Linked DNA regions of Mus musculus: region 1 is linked to region 2. A link is a loop called in an ENCODE intact Hi-C map of the cell type or tissue named here. Cell type or tissue: left cerebral cortex. All regions are shown on one strand.

Region 1 (8,000 bases), 360 kb after region 2:
GTTTCAACAGGTAGTGCAGACTGGCCTCAAACCTGAGGTCTCCCTACCTCAGCCTCCTAAGTGCTGGGACTGCAAAAAGCTTGGGACTGGGCATAGTGGAGGCAGGAGCAGCCAAGACTCTTGACTAAAAGAGCTACGGCATGGCGCCAGTCACAGATGAACCATGAGCCCAGAATTGCAAATAAACCCCAGAGAGCACTGTTCTACCTGCAAGTCCTCAAGCTCTCCTCTGTCTCCACTCATCTGCCTCACATCCAGCCGAGGAAAGGATTAGGCGATAAGCCACGGATGCAAAGTCAGACTTTCTCCTTTGTGTCTAAGCCTGTGCTCCCCACACTGGCGAAGGTGTGGGTGAAGGTTAGGAAACGTCCCTCTGTCACTAGAACCCACTAATGCAGCCGGATCCCCACCCCTGAGACACCTGTACACTTTACCACCCATATCTCTATTACACTCACCAATGCACTCTCACACCATGAAACCCTGGGAAAGGCACTGGCACTGTAATGCAGGTGGTTTGATCAAAAGATTTCCTGCTCTCAGGCGCGACACCAAATGCCTTTAATCCTAGCACTTGGGAGACAGAAGCAGGAGGATGTCCGTAAGTTTGAGGTCCATATAGAAAGTCACTATCTCAATTTTTTTCTTTCTTATTGTTGATGTTGCCTGAGGCACAGACCAGAGAGAACATGGCTTGCACCACTATGGGCAGCCAGAAAATCCTCCCTCGTTATTCTCTCTTCACCCTTACAACGACCTTCAAAAACCAATAGCGTTAAAGGGAATTTTCTTTAAAAAGTAAACCCAAATCCCTCATAAAAATCTAACATCGGCTTATGCCAGTGATTCAATTCAACTCATCAATTAATGAGGGAACTCATCAGCGAGCAGAAACGATAAAGGCTATAGGAATGCTGAAAGCAATCTGCTTAGTGGATGGAAAACAGTTGACAGCTGCAGAGCAACAATCAGCTGCAACTCCACTACACAGAACACACATGTCTACAACAATCATCTGACACCCTTCTCTATTTTGCAGTCATAAGAAAGAACCCACAGGAAAACTAAAAAGACATTGTAGTGCCACGGAAGTGTTAGTGAACCCCAAAAAACAGACAGGAGCCGATTCAGTGCAAGTTATAGCAGGGCCTTTAATTAGAGTTAGCTTGGGCCCCTCAGCTCACCGCTGACACACAGGATGGAAAGGTGGAAAGGAGCCCCGAACATCTATGCGGTAAGGCTTTATAGAAAGCAGTAAGTGCGGGGGTTGTGTGTGTGTGTGTGTCGGGGGGTGTTCCTAGCCTGGCAAGCATCTAATTGGAAAGCTACTATGGCCTTTAGCATAATTGGCTGGTGCTGGGAATCAAACTGTAAACTTTTATTTCCTCCGCATTGGTGGTCATTAGGCAGGGGGTGTGCTTGTAACCTGGGGAGCAGATCTGGTAGGGTAACTTGGAGGTGCAGGTCTAGCTGGGGTGAACCTAGAGACCAGAGCTAGGTTTTGTTTTGTTTTGTTTTTGAGACAGGGTTTCTCTGTATAGCCTTGGCTGTCCTGGAACTCACTTTGTAGACCAGGCTGGCCTCGAACTCAGAAATCCACCTGCCTCTGCCTCCCGAGTGCTGGGATTAAAGGTGTGCGACACCACCGCTACAACTACAAAGAAGCTCTAGAGCAGCCACGTGTGGGTCACAACCCCGACAGGAGTCACTTATCAGATACTTACATTATGATTCCTAACAGCAGGAAACTGCAGTTATGAAGTAGCAAGGAAAATAATATTACGGTTGGGGGTTAGCACAACGTGAGGAACTCTATTAAAAAGTCGCAGCATTAGGAAGGTTGAGAACCGCTCTAGAGCTTGTGTGTTCCCGAGTCTGCCTTAAAGGATCACTGCTGCAGAAATCCGGAGTCTCCAGTCTGGAAGGGGCGGACACAGGGCAGGAATGCCAATCTCAGTGGAGTCACTGTCTCTGGGGTGCTCTTCTCTCCTCTGTCCAGCTCCTTCTGGTATGCACTGAAATCTGCCTTGCAGGGTTGTGGGCTGTGCAAGACACCAAACACCTCGCTTCCCACCTGCCCACCAGAACAGTGAGCACGTTCAGTTGGGCCTGGCCCTCACTTGAGCCACAGGTCCGCCTTTTAAGATCATTATTGTTATTATTATTTACGTTGTTGTTGTTGTTATTCAGTATTTATAAAACAGAGGTTTCCTAGGAAAATCTTTGCCTATTCTCTTGAATCGTGAGACCGGCAGGTAACGAAGGCCTTCCACCAGCCCTGTAACCACCTGGCTAGAGTTAGCAAATGGGCAATCCTGATGTAGGCATGGCTCTCTGGCTTACCCCAGTCCCTCCTGTACTCAACCCAGCCCATTTCCTTTCCTATGAGTTCCCACCAGACTCCACAGGTAGACATTTGGAAGGCCAGTCCCATCCGTGCTCCAAGTTTTACCAGTGACATGGCCAGGATAGTCCAGTCCCTTCCATACAAACACACACACACTCACACACACACACACACACAATCTCATTTCTCCCATACTGGCTCAAACTCCAGCATAGCTAAGGATAACTTGAGCCGATTCTGTCCACACCTTCTGGGGGCTGAGATCATACATATGTTTGTTGTACCGAACCTGGCATACTTGATTGTGGGGAGAACCATGCTTCATTACAGCTAGGCAAACGTTCTATCCAGCACGTACATCCCCGAGCTATCACATGCCACTTATCTAACTGCCCCATTCCTATGCAAAGTGAGAATAACAGCTCATTTCCCGAACACTGTATTTCCTTCAGAATTGTTATGATTGTCTTTCTAATGTTGGGGGTGGAACCTAAGGCCATGCACAGTGCTAAGCAAGTGGTCTACCACTGCACTATATCCCCAAGTGCAAAGCAGACACTTGGCATACACTAACACACAAGCCTTAGTATCAATGAGGACAGTAAAAGAGAATTAGCGTGCCTGCCCACAGAACTGAATCTCAGTGCTGCTGAAATGACTGATGTGGAGCTATGGACAAGGCCCAGAGGCTAAGAGCACTTGTTGCTCTTGCAGGGTTCCCAGATTCAGTTTCACATACATGTGCATGCATGGGGCACGCACACAGTAGCTAACAACACTCCAGTTATAAGTGCTCCACTGCCCTCTTTTGGCCTCTGTCACTGCATGCATATGCAGGCAAAACACCCACCCATACACATAAAAATAAATCTTTATAAATGAGATAAACCTGATACTAATGAAGTTCCTGTCCTGGTGGTGCCACTTCTGTTCTCTAAACAATAAGGTGCTGGAACTGACTTCTGGGGTGCCATCTCAGCCACCTAAGCATTCTGTGGTTCCATGGTCCTAGACCGTGCTTGGCACTTCCTTCTGGCCCCTTCCCTGGGACAGTGGTGAGCTAACCTGGAGCCGAATTGCCTTCCCACCGGATTAACCTAAGATAGATTTTAAATTGTATTTTTATGTACACTGGTGATCTGTGTGTCTTTGTGAGGGAGGGTGTCGGGTCCCCTGAACAGGAGTTATGTACAGACAGTTGTGAGCTGCCATGTGGGTGCTGGGGACTGAACCCGGGTCCTCTGAAAGGGCAGCCAGAGCTCTTTACTGCTGAGCTCTCTCTCCAGCCCCCGAAGACAGATTTTAAGAAGCAAATACATATATGATACATGCTTAAATCTGTTGTTCTCCTAAAGTCAAGAATATCTGAGGGAGACCATGGTGTTGGTTTCTCCCACCTCATGGGACATTTCTCTCCGGTGAACAAGGCTTTCTGTGGTGGCCATCTGTGGATTACTAGACACCCACAGAGCAGTTCAGGAGACAACTTCTAACGCTCTACAGAGTTCGGAAACAGACCACTGCCCCTTTTGCCTGTTGGGATGAAAGCTGTGGGGGATGGGAGGCGCAATGAGATGTGTTTGGATAAGCTTCGAACAAGGGATAGGTTATCACTGAGAGAAGACATCTGTAGCTAGGTTCCAGGAAGGCTTGAGATGGAGAGGGGACAGTAAACGCAGACAAAATAAAAATAAAATATTCCTCGTGGCTGGTGTGCGGTTAAAGTATCACGAGTTCTTTTACTTAAGGCTATGGTGGTGGACTTTAGAAGAATCTTAGCAAAGATCCCCCAAACACCGCAACCATAGATATTTAAAGACCTATGGCTGTGTTTGAAGGAAGGAACATCCTCAATTTTTTAGGTTACTAGTGCCCTCTGGTGGGCGACCAAGGCTATGCCCCACTGGTGAAGACAGCCAAGCACCTCACCAGTGGTACCTCATTTGTCCACTATGCCTGTTGTATAAACCAGGAGCTAAGGGCTAGAGACATTAAATGGTTTGCCTCAGGTCACCCAGTAAACAACTGGCAAGTCAGGCTTCGCGTCAAAGTTTGCACGAAGTGAAAATATTTCAAACTTTTTTGTACAATCCAGAAATGATAACACCACCCATGCTTTGGATTCTGAAGAAGTTTATTATAGCCAGCAAACAAAAGTACAAAGTTCTGGCAGGCATGGTGATAAACAACTTTAATCCAGACACTTGGGAGGCAAGGACAGATAAATCTCTGAGGTTAAGACCAGCATGGTCTGTATGGTGAATTCTGGTGCATCTGAAGACAGTTACAGTGTACTTACATATAATAAATAAAATCTTTTTTTTTTTAAATGGCTGCTCATACAGGGGTGGTGTGTATGTGCACGTTGCCTCAGGAATCCGGAGATGTTGGATGCCCTGGAGCAAGAGTTAGCAGTTGTGGACTACCAGGCTGCCAGTCCGGAGTCCTGGGACCCGAACTCAATCCCTAGGGAAGGGCATCAAGTGTTCCTCACCCCTGAGCCACCTCCCCAGTCCAGCACAGTAATGACTACTCTTAGGTGCTTGCTGTTTCCCATCCTCCTTGTTACAAATTAGGGACCAACTCTGCCAAGACAAGGAGTTTTAGAGGAAACAAGGAGGGTCTCCTTACTCCCAGAGTCCCACCTAAGCTTAAACAGTATATGGCAATTTACCACAGGTGCATGCACGTTTTGCACAAACTAAAGACTCCCAATTAGGGCAGTAGAAGTTTAAAGCCTCTACAACTCAAATGTTTTGCTTACTGCCTACTAATGAGTTTTTCCCCCCAAAGGTAGAGGCCCAGGTTGAGTTGAGGTCAGACAAGGTCATGGATCATTTCCTGTCTTTGCAAAATGAAGATGATCAAGTCATGACAAGGTCATGTTAGCCTAAAAGACATCTTTTTACAAGCTGTGCTCTAAACCTAAAACAAGCAGTTGCTCTGCTTACATGTTCTCTGTGAGGTGGTTTTTGTTGCTGAGACAGGGTTTCTCTCCGAAGGCCTGGTGTCCTGGAACTCTGTCCATACACTAGGCTGGCCTTGAACTCACAAAGATGAGCTTGCCTCTGCCTCCTGGGTGCTGGGGTTAAAGGCTCGTACCGCCATCACCCAGATAAAAAGAATTGTTAATTATATGCATGTGTTACTGAGCCAGAGGCACTGGATCCCTGGAGCTGGAGTAACAGTGAGGTGAGTCACCTTACATGGGGGCTGAGACCCAGACACAGGCCTCTGAAGGGAAGTATGCACTGCTAACCACTGAGCCATCTCTTTAGCCCCCAATTTTTCCCCTCTCAATACCACTACAATCTCTTCTCTCTATAGTTACTATTGGTCTCCCCACGTAGCCCACACTGGCCTTCAACTTCAAATCCTCCTACCTCTTCTTTCCAAGCGCTGAGGTTAAAGGTGCATACCAGGTGTGGACCTAGGTTTTAATTCACCTTTTTCAAAAAGTTATTTTTGAGTCAGAGTTTTACTACATAACCCTCACTGGCCTGGCACTCAGTCTGCATGCTTCTGCTTCTCAATAGCTAAAACTAAAGGCATGCACCACCACGCCTGGCTTCACTCCTAGGTCTCAGGTCCCAGCAGCTAGCTTTCCTTTCGCTCCCTCAGTGCCCACTCCTAAATTGGCTGCGGTCTCCACCATATCTTTTCCAAAACTCAATCACATTTTTATATTGTGATTTATATTTGTCTCAAACATAATAAGGTAAGCCACTGACTACAATTCTTGGACACATACCTGCTGTCTTTATACCTTTAACACCTCATGGGTAACAGACACCAAGTCGGTCTCTCCAGACCATCAGCTTGGGATCGACAGCATTCCCAGCTCCGGCCTCTCGCAGCCTCACTGCGGTCCACTTCTACTGTGGAGCAAACATGGCCACCTAAGACCCTTTTGTGGATTGCCAGTGTCTTTGGGCTGTAGATTCAAGTCCTAGCCTGGCGTGCCACCTTCTCCTTGGTCAACGCCAGTTCTTTCATCCTAGCTACATCCTTAAATGGCAGCTGACTTGAAGGCAGCTTCCAGGCTTTATTTATTGGTGTCCCACTATGTTTAACATCACAAACATGAATCTCCAACTTTTGTCACCTTCAGCTCAGGTGGAGCAGAGTATAACCTCAGTAAACACAATGTCAGGCAAAGCTGAAAGTACATTACAAAGTAACTTAAAGAGCTGGGGATGGCAATGCATACCTGTAATCCTAGGAACTGAGGCTGAGGCAGGAGGATAACAAGTTATATAATTATGCGATAAAAAATTATTTAAGGTTAGCCTAGGCTACAATAAGCAGACCTCTCTACCCAAAAACAAAACAAAACCAAACATACCTTGGTGAGAGGTCACAAGATGTGAAAAGGTTGCCAAAATGAAAGCAACAGAACTGGCTTAGGTCCCACTTTAAAGTCCCAGCCCCCACCCTGTCAGGAAACACACCACCCCATCCCAGGGTTCACACAGGTGGAGCGCACACACTCAGAGGATAGTATTTATTTGGCAGTCTGTGAACAGTGCCCCAAGGTGTGCCATACACAACCACTAAAGGCTGGGGAACTGATTTTAGTGCTATTTAGGTGAACGGCCTCTTTAACAGCATACACACTATCAAGCTAGCCCTCCAAAGAAGAGAGGACCACGGAGTGAAGGCCCTGAGATTCAATATAAAACATTTACACCAGATGGAGTGGCACATACCTTTCATCCCAGCACTTGAGAGACAGAGGCAGGCAGGCAGGCAGGTCTCTGACTTGGAGACCAGATACATATAAAGTTCCAGGCCAACCAAGGCTATATAGTGAAACCTTGCCTAAAAACAAACAAACACACTAGTTATAAAGAGCTCCCATACATTTCATTAATTTTCCAAGAACTCTACTCTCCAAAAAGGTTCATGAGTCACTGCTGGACACTCTAGCAGATGCTGGGGACATGCATGTTTCATGACAAACACTTTGCACTAATCCTGACTTGAAAATACAGTAAGCTCCATTTTTAATATTACTCTGCAGATGTTTCGTTTCTTTGGGAAATGGGAAGCAGAAATGAATACAATTACTCTAATATGCAACTTAGGGAAAAGCTGCCAATGACTTTTAATCACTTCCCCAAATCATGCCAAAGATAACAGAAAATGGGTTAGCTGTACATAAGCAAAATTACCTATTTCCAATAATGACAAAACACAATGAAATGAAAACTGTTTAATCACACAAAAACACAATAAAACCGCATTAAAAGCATTACATAGTGCAAACACCCATGTACAGGGCTATTAACTTAGTGGCACTGTAAAAAGTTACATAAGGACACACGGAAACATTTCCCTCTGGCCTCGTTAGTAAGCTGCCCTTCTTCTCAGTTTATTACCCCTCATTTGCTTCTGCACTGGCAAGTACCAGACTGGGAATGTCATGACACTGCCTCTCGACACACAAGTCGAGCATCTCATGCCACCCACTCAAGTGTATACAGAATGAATTCCTATACAGCAAGACAAGCAAGGAAGTTCCATCAGGGTAGAATGTGCTATCTAGATTTACATGTGCTTCTCAAAGCATCTGGAGACAACTCTTCCTAATCAAGAGCCTAGTGTCAAGGAAAGGACAGGCAGGTGGGCAGAGACTTAAAGCAGGCAACAC
Region 2 (8,000 bases):
GATTACACTGACTGCTCTTCTGAAGGTCCTGAGTTCAAGTCCCAGCAACCACATGGTGGCTCACAACCATCTGTAATGAGACCTGACACCCTCTTCTAGAGTGTCTGAAGACAGCTACAGTAATAATAAATATAAATAAATCTTAAGAAAAGAAAGAAAAATCATCTATCTAAAAAAAAAAAAAAAGAAAAAGAAAAAGAAAAAGAAAAGGAAAAAGAAAGAGAAAAAGAAAAAGACTGGAAAGTCCTGAACTTTTTTCTTTTAGGCACTGAACTCTGTTTAGAGTCATTCTTGGTGGTTCACTCTTTGCCGTTATTTGGACAATTTTTTTGTGAACATGTGGATTTTTCTAAGAAAAGAAACTTCTAGATTAAAGGCTCCAAAATCTTGTTACTCACCAAAACAAATGAGAACACACTCATGTGTGTGTGTGTGTGTGTGTGTGTGTGTGTGTGTGTGTGTAGTGCTGAGGCCAAGGACATACGGTCAGCCAACTGTATGCTGAGAAGGTTGTACTCAGCCTCAGCCCTCAATCTCCCAGGCTGCATGTAGCCTGGGCTGAGTAATGACCCACACAGCCTGTCATCTAACGGGGGCCCACAGGGACAGGAGCTCTAGTGTCCAGACAGCTCAGGTGAGCTGTATCTGCTTTGAGGGGAGGAGAGTGGCTTAAAAATGATTTGGTCCATGGTGACTCCCACCCTGAAGCAGCAGCACAGTGCCATGCATAGGACACAGACAGCACAGGCTAAGACGACACAGCACAGATGGGAAATGAAAGAAAACGCTCTGGGACGGATCTCCCTGCAGAGAGAGCCCAGAGCTGGGCAAACACCACGATAAATTGCCTTCCCTCCGTCTCCGTGCCCACGAATGTGTGCAGTTGTACACCCAGGAGTGATACCACCATGGCAGCCCAGTGCTGTCATTAGCCAGGACACTGGAAGTTCCCCACTCCCTCTGTTTCCCAGCCATAGCAGGAGGGGCGTCATGACATTGGTGTTCGGGGCTGGCAACATAATCATAATGAGAAATACACACAACGTACCCTTTACTCTCACCGAGATCGTGTGCCGGATGCTGCCCATCTTGTTGGAGGCCAGGCAGAAATACTCCCCAGAGTCCTCTTCAGAGACATTGGTGATGCGCAGAGCCTTATTAAAGTTCTCGAACTTGGCCTTGTTAGATGGGAGGTCCCCACCTTTCTTGTACCATGCAATGTCTGGTGTTGGGCTAGTACAGGGATCAAGCAGAAAGCAAAGGGCCCATTACTGAACGTATTCTAAAGAGTTGGACATCCAGACATCCTAAAAGTGGCTTGGGCCCAGCAAGAAAGTATATACCCTCTAGAACCTGGGCTCTCCTATTTAGAGGAGACTGGCTGGCCACAGGGTCTCCACAGAAAGGCAGAGCTAAGATAGCATGTGATTCAATGCATCTGCAGCAAGCCCAGCCATTGACTTTTTCTCTTTTCCCAAAGCAAAGGTAACTATAGTGGGATGTCAACGATAGACATATAGTGTTCTACTCATGGGCCTGCTGGCTTTCCCTTTTCCTATATACTGGTCTGCCTCCAAAATGTGTGGATTGATGCCCACCCCGTCTTCAGGATCAGGACTAGAAGATGGTACGTACACGCCAGAGGCAATGCATTCCAGCAGCAGGTCCATGCCACGGAGAACCATCTGACTGCTCGATGTGCCCTGGGGATACATGAAGCTGGGCGTTCTTTCTGCAACTCCTCGGGCTGAAACAGGACAGAACAAACTTCTGTGAACCTCCAGTCCAGGTGTGCCAACACTATTGGGTTAGAAAGAAATGTCGTCACCACTCTGGGTCCTTCTAGCTCAAGCCACCCCAAGGATCTGATTTGTTTGGAAGCTTGGGGGTCCTCTGCTCCTCCAGCACATGTATGCAACCAGTTCCAGGTTCTGCTGAGAGAAGCCCAGAAGCCTTTCCCTTCCTCTTGGACAGGAAGGGACTATGGAGCATTGAGAGGTCCATCTCTGACATCTGTGTTCGGATGGAGGGGCCCCCAGGCCAGATCATCTCAGCATCCATCTATCCTCCCCAGACAGGGACATGGAGGAAAGAGAAGCCATAGGTTGGGGACACAGGACAAGCCACCTGCTCTCTGGGACTCTGATAAGGAGCTGGAATGAAGCAGCAAGGCCCCAGATAAACAGAATTATTAATGGCTTAGCAAAGACACAAAGAGAATGAACGAGGAGAGATGACTGGAAAACTGTCTGGGGCCAAGCCCACTCTGGCTCCTCACTCTTGACTGCATAAGAGATGGGGTGGGTGCAGGTGGAGCAAATGGCAGCCAGGATGGGGGAAGGTGTTCAACAGTTCAACTAGGCTGGAGCAGCCAGGAGATAGGCAGAAATCTTCCTTCCACACAGGTGTTAGAGGCTGGGTGGTGTACACTCCGACACTGTTCCCCATGGAGGGGGCCATGCCAATCAGGGTGCATCCACGGAGAGCATACCAAGCCTTACTTGTTTCCTATACTCTTTGTATAACTCCGTAGAAATGGGTAAAAGAAAAACAAAAACAAAAACAACAACAACAAAAAAAACTAATGTTCAACCAGAAGTCCCAAGTCAAACAGGAAACTGGAGGAGGAACACATGAAGCCTTAGACACATAAAGACTGAAAGACGAATATAAGCCTGAGACCCCATGGGCCGTAGGCTCAGCCAGACAAGTGGGAAGGAGGGGGCAGGCAGAGCTGCTAGGAGCTAGAAGTTCTGGGGGATGCCTGGAGTCGGAACAAGGGCATCCATCTGGGTTTAACTGCTGCTGGAGGGGTGAAGGCTGGCTGGTGGTCATCCAAGCTCAGTAACTCGTGCTTCTTACGGAAGCTGGCTGCCCCTGCAGGTATCAGGATGAATCAGAGAGGCTCCTGCCCTGAGGATGCCCAGCTTCTCTTCATTAGCCATCGAGAAACATCTCACAGAATTTATCTTTTATCTTTTGTCAGGGGAAGAAACGTTAAAACACACACTGAGGTATTTGGGCTCCTGGCACAACAGAATAGATAGCATATGACACGTGTTCAGGAAATATTTGTGGAGCTGACAAGTTAAAGGGGGAAGAAGAAACAAAAAAAGGAGGCAAGAGTTTACCCCGACGGTTTCATCTATCACGCCAGCATACACATATAGAACAGTGGCAACTGCAGGGTTAATCCATTAAGTGGTTAGTCGGTTACTGTCTATACCTGCAGACCTAGCAGCATTCTCTCAGTAACCAGGAAGCAGCAGCTTCCTCCCATCACACAGTCACAAAACAAACAAAAAGAACAAACAAACAAAAAAAAACCCAAACAAACGAACAAACAAACAAAAACACACAGTCATGGGCACCAAAAGGACAGAGAGATTCCAGGGTAGAAGGGTCATATCAAGTAGGTGAGTCTGTCCAGAGTTGTGAACCCTGTAATGACATGGAAAAGACTGCATCTCAGTCACCACACTCATTCCACACAAGAAAAGGCTACAGGGGCCCGTCTGAGAGCCTCTGGACACTTAGTTCACCCCACAGCCTGCAGCACATCATGGAAGCAGGAAGGATGGGGAACAGGAAGATTATTAGCCCAGAGCCCTGCTCTGGCCATCATGACGTCTAGCAGTGTGACCAGAGAAAAGCTACATTTAGCAGCAGCACACAGGATCGGGTGTGGGGTACCAATCCTCAGAAGTATCTTAGGGAGGAAGCAGCGACTGAAAAGCAAGCCTCGTTCAAAGGAAATGAAAGATTACCCTGCAAGCCAGAGGGAGCCACCACCGCCCTGTAAGTATTTAAGTAGGGCCGAGTGCTGTGACTGGTTGGTCTGCGGTGTCAGCGTGTTTAACCCTCACAATGAATGTTACCACTTGTGTGTTTTTAGCAAAGGAAACTGAGTTTCTATGAAGTTAACAGACTTTGCCCAAGCTCACAGGTTCAGATTTGGATTCTGAGCTGTGTTGCCATGGTTGCCGCTGAGTCTGAAGCTGGAAATGTTACTCTGTCCCCATTTCTCACAGGCAGTTTCCCAATGTTTCTAACAATTCCAATCAAAGAAACCCAAAATCCCAAGGCCAAGAGGTGAAGAAGGGCGTTTGGTCCTCTGTGAACTGCTCTGGTCTGTTTTGCTATTCTCAGCATCTAAGATCCCCGCTTTCCTTGGAGGCAAGGAATAAGCTCAGAGCCAAGAACCTGGGAGGGGCGGGAGGGGAATGAAGAGATCCAGAGCATTTCCGCTGGATTCTTAGGGACACGGGAATCTCCCACACGATGACTAGCGGCTTTACAGGGGAACGAGAAGGCTGGCGCTGAAGGGAGGTTTAGAAAAATGTCAGCTGTGCAGGAGGGAGTCATGAAAACTTAAGGTAGTGGATCTGGCTGGTGACCTTGGGAGCCTGTGTTCCCCAGGGAAGGTGCCTGGTTTCTTTCCTTGGGGGAAACACAGGAACCAGTAATTACAAAGATGAAGGTAACTATTGAATGAGGCTCTATGTGGTGAAAACTGTCTCTTTAGCTAGGACGGCTCTTTTCACTCTGGAGACAGGGATGCTCTGCCCATTTCCAGTTCAGGCTGGGTCTACCCTGATACAAAAAAACAACAAGAAAAAAAAAAAAAAAAAAAAAAAAAAAAAAACAAAAAAAAAAAAACCTAGGATGCAGACACCAAGCTCAAACCTGCATAAATTCAAGAAAATCTGCCAGAGGGTGGCTCTTGAAAGCTGTGGCACAGAGAAGACTCATGGATCCCCAGAGCCAGATGGTCAGTCAGGGGACATTAGGTCACGACCCCACTATAATCAAACTGTCTTCAAAGGGTCAAATGAGAAAGAGTTTCTGGCTGTCTTCTACCAAAAAAAAAAAAAAGAGTCAAAAGTGCTGACAGACTTAGCTGTTCCCTTTACTGAGTAGAACATGGCAGCAGAATATGGTTCAAGACCTCAGATGCATCTGGGGACCTTTGCCAAATGCAGCATTCTGTGGCAGCTAGATCCTACATCCAGCTCTCTCTGCTGCCTTCCGTTCTCAGAACTGAGAACCAGAGACACGTGAAACAGGCTTCCTGGCACCCCATCCCTCTTTCTGGCCCCTAAGTGGGGCAGGTGTGTGTGTGTGTGTGGTCTCTTGATCTAGAAACATTTGGTGTATCTTGCTATTAGGAAACTTCTGTAGAATTAATCTGAATTCTGCCTGCAATAGTTGCAGCCTCTCTCTCCTCACCCAATTCTTAGCAGAGCTGGAAAACCGGGCGGTTTTCCTTTCTCTGGTGCACGCTAATGTCTCTCCCTGTGGACTAGCTCTCCTCCTGTATGTGTGCCTGCCATTCTCTCCCCGGCTTATCTTCAAAGTCTCCGTGTCTCCCTTAATTTAGAAACAGATGGCCTACATACAATCCAGTCCACACACAACTTCCTCCTTTAAATCCAACATTGGGTTCTATATTAACATTGTCAATGTGTACTGCAGCTTAGCAGCTGTGGGTCACGATCCTCTTTAACCTTTACAACCATTTTTGAGGCTAGTAATCCACCTGTTTGGCAGATGAAGGAATTGAAGTTTTGAAGCATTAAATGGCTTGCCTAGTGTCACCTGGTGGCATGTCCTGGAGACTGGATTTGATTGGAGACAGTGTGGCTCCAGGTACACACTATAAAACACCTGCTTTCTGGATGGAATCAAACCCAGGTGCCTTTCTCTGCCAATCAGAGGGGAGGTATCTTCTGACCCATGTCCAGAGGATGTCAACTCTGTGCAGATCATTAGAACAGGGGGGCCCTTCTTCTAGAAAAGAGACATATCATACTTCGAGCCAAAGAGAGGTATGTACTGGACATTTGTCGCTGATGATGTTCCTTGGCTAGGAGCTCTGTGGACCCAGGAAGGAGTTCCTTACTTTCTTGGTTTTTCTTTCTTTCTAAAACCTTCAGCACGGTTGTCCTTTACAGCCTCCCCAGAGTTTCAGGCTATGCCAGCCCTGCCCTGGTGGGGACCGAGGACCAAGGTTCCATCTCTATGTGAGCTCTGTTGGTTTCACAGTTCTGAATGACTCTCACTCTCTTCTAAAAAATTCTGACCTCTGGAGAAAAGCTGGGTTTAGGCTGAAATCACTCAGCCATCTTCTGTGGATAAACAACTTTACCTTTCCCTGCCTTACACAAAGCAAAGAACTTGAGCCACATGATCTCTAAGGGTTCCAATGCGTTTTGGATTTCAGAGTACTCTCTACAATAGATATTTGGGGTTCAATTTAGAAAAGGGCACATTCCACAGCAGCGCCTTTGACACAGTGGTGGTTGGCACCATTACCTTGAAAACAAACAATCCCCAGAATCCAACAAAGGCTGCCTGCTTCCTTGGGCAGTAAGTCTCAGCGTGGTTCCTGCTGCTTGGTGCCAAGTTGGAACCTCTGTTTCCCCTGGCTCTCATTTCTCAGCCCATCCTCCACTCCAGACTCTGCTCATTGCTTATATTAGCAACCTCAGTAAAGACATTCCTACCTATCTGGGCTCCCAAAGATCCCCTTGGGAAACTGAACTCAGCTCAGAAGCATAATTGATAATGGGACCAGCTGCTTTGTCAAATCTAGCAAATGCTGAACCTAATGGCTGCTCAAGGAACATGAGGCATTCTTAAGCCACAGTGAGGGGAGACTCAGGTGTGCAAATAGCCAGTTCCCCCATTAATCAGACCTAGCAGACAGCTGTGGCTCGTTAGAACTATAACTCATTGTGATCGTGCCACGATTTGCAGATGTGGCTAGTGGCCACTGGGCTTATATGTGCTTCCAGAGGGGAGAAAAGGCACAGATGTCGGGGACATGGCTGGACAACTTCATTTATACTTACCCGGAGAGAGAACTTGGACCTGGAATCTGTATATCATTTTCTAGAGAAACCTCTTTTAAAAAAGATTATTTACTTTTATTTTATGCATATTTTGCCAGCATGTATGTCTGTGCACCATGTGCATGCCTGATTCCTACAGAGGCCAGAGGAGGGTGTTGGATTCCATGAAACTGGGTTACAAATGGGTCCAAGTCACCATATGAGTGCTAGAAATTAAGCCTGGGCCCTCTGCAAGAGCAGTCAGTGCTCCTAACTGCGGAACCATCTCTCCAGCTTTCAAAGAGATTTGGGACCAGCCTGTGACAAAGTACTCTCAGGAAAAAAAAAAAAAAAAAAAAAAGAGGCTATAAAGCAGGTGATTCAAACCCAGACACTGAAGAGTCAATGCAAGAAAATCTGGCTGTGCTATTTATGCTACCAAATAGGAACCGGATTTCCTGTCTCCTCCTGATGGTGGACTCTCAACTATTCTCAAATAGCCTCTGTGACAGACAGTTCAATCTGAAATGCGCCCCTGCCCTGGCTCATGGCTGGTCCTCTCAGCTTGTGGTGCTGAGGTTGTGATGGGTGGGATGCTCAGGAGGTGTGGCCTAGCTGGTAAAGGTAGATAATCAGAGGTGGGTCTTTGAAGGACAACTGGCTCTCGGTTCCTGCTTTGTTTTCTGCTTCCTAGTCTGCTGTGATGTGAACAGCCTCTCCAACTCCTGCCAATAGTGATGGGGTGCCTGCGTCCCACCACGGTAGACCAAAAGGCTCTGGGCTGTAAGCTGACACAAATCTCTCATCTTTCAAGTTGTTTCTCGGATATTTTGGACATGGTGATGCAAATGTCCACTTTCCATCCATCTGTCATTGACCCTTAAGTCTCCGCTGGGTCCTTCATGGAGATCTCCCTTGCTTGAAGCCACCTTCTGAGAATTCAGCAAATGGAGACTTGCACACTGGAGGAAACCCTTTTGATGGGAGCCCACCTCAGACTCCCACTGACCACCTTGCTCCAGGTGGACAGCGTCCTGGGGTGTCCCCTTTGGCACCTGGCCTAGCCAGCTGTCCACTCTGCCACCCAGAAGGAGTTAATGTCACAGTATCAGTCAAGTTAGACAAAGTGGATTAGGGCAGGAGAAGTTACTCCCGGACTCACCACTA

Evidence for each region. A loop is a pair of places that touch in the nucleus more often than their neighbours do. Peaks named below come from ENCODE experiments on the same cell type or tissue, not always from the same donor. Only the 100,000 strongest peaks of a DNase experiment are listed, where the experiment ranks them.
Region 1: a loop joins it to region 2, with 2.3 times the contacts of the local background. A loop is called at or near these places in 2 of 42 quality-filtered maps.

Annotation. Positions count from the first base shown.
Region 1 is chr1:132,978,673-132,986,672 of GRCm38, forward strand. Mdm4 (transformed mouse 3T3 cell double minute 4) reads right to left here. Exons shown (of 11, transcript NM_001302801.1): 11 at 7,433-8,000. Among named protein-coding and RNA genes, the nearest start is that of Gm38687, 11 kb to the left of the region's middle. In left cerebral cortex, CTCF peaks have their summits at 3,210 and 4,262 (motif pointing left); a DNase peak (open chromatin) is centred at 4,232.
Region 2 is chr1:132,619,877-132,627,876 of GRCm38, forward strand. It overlaps Nfasc (neurofascin), which reads right to left. Exons shown (of 30, transcript NM_182716.4): 9 at 1,636-1,747; 10 at 1,049-1,233. Among named protein-coding and RNA genes, the nearest start is that of Gm46157, 45 kb to the right of the region's middle. In left cerebral cortex, a CTCF peak has its summit at 3,773; DNase peaks (open chromatin) are centred at 3,941, 4,245, 4,790, 5,070 and 2 more places; H3K27ac peaks cover 3,185 bases.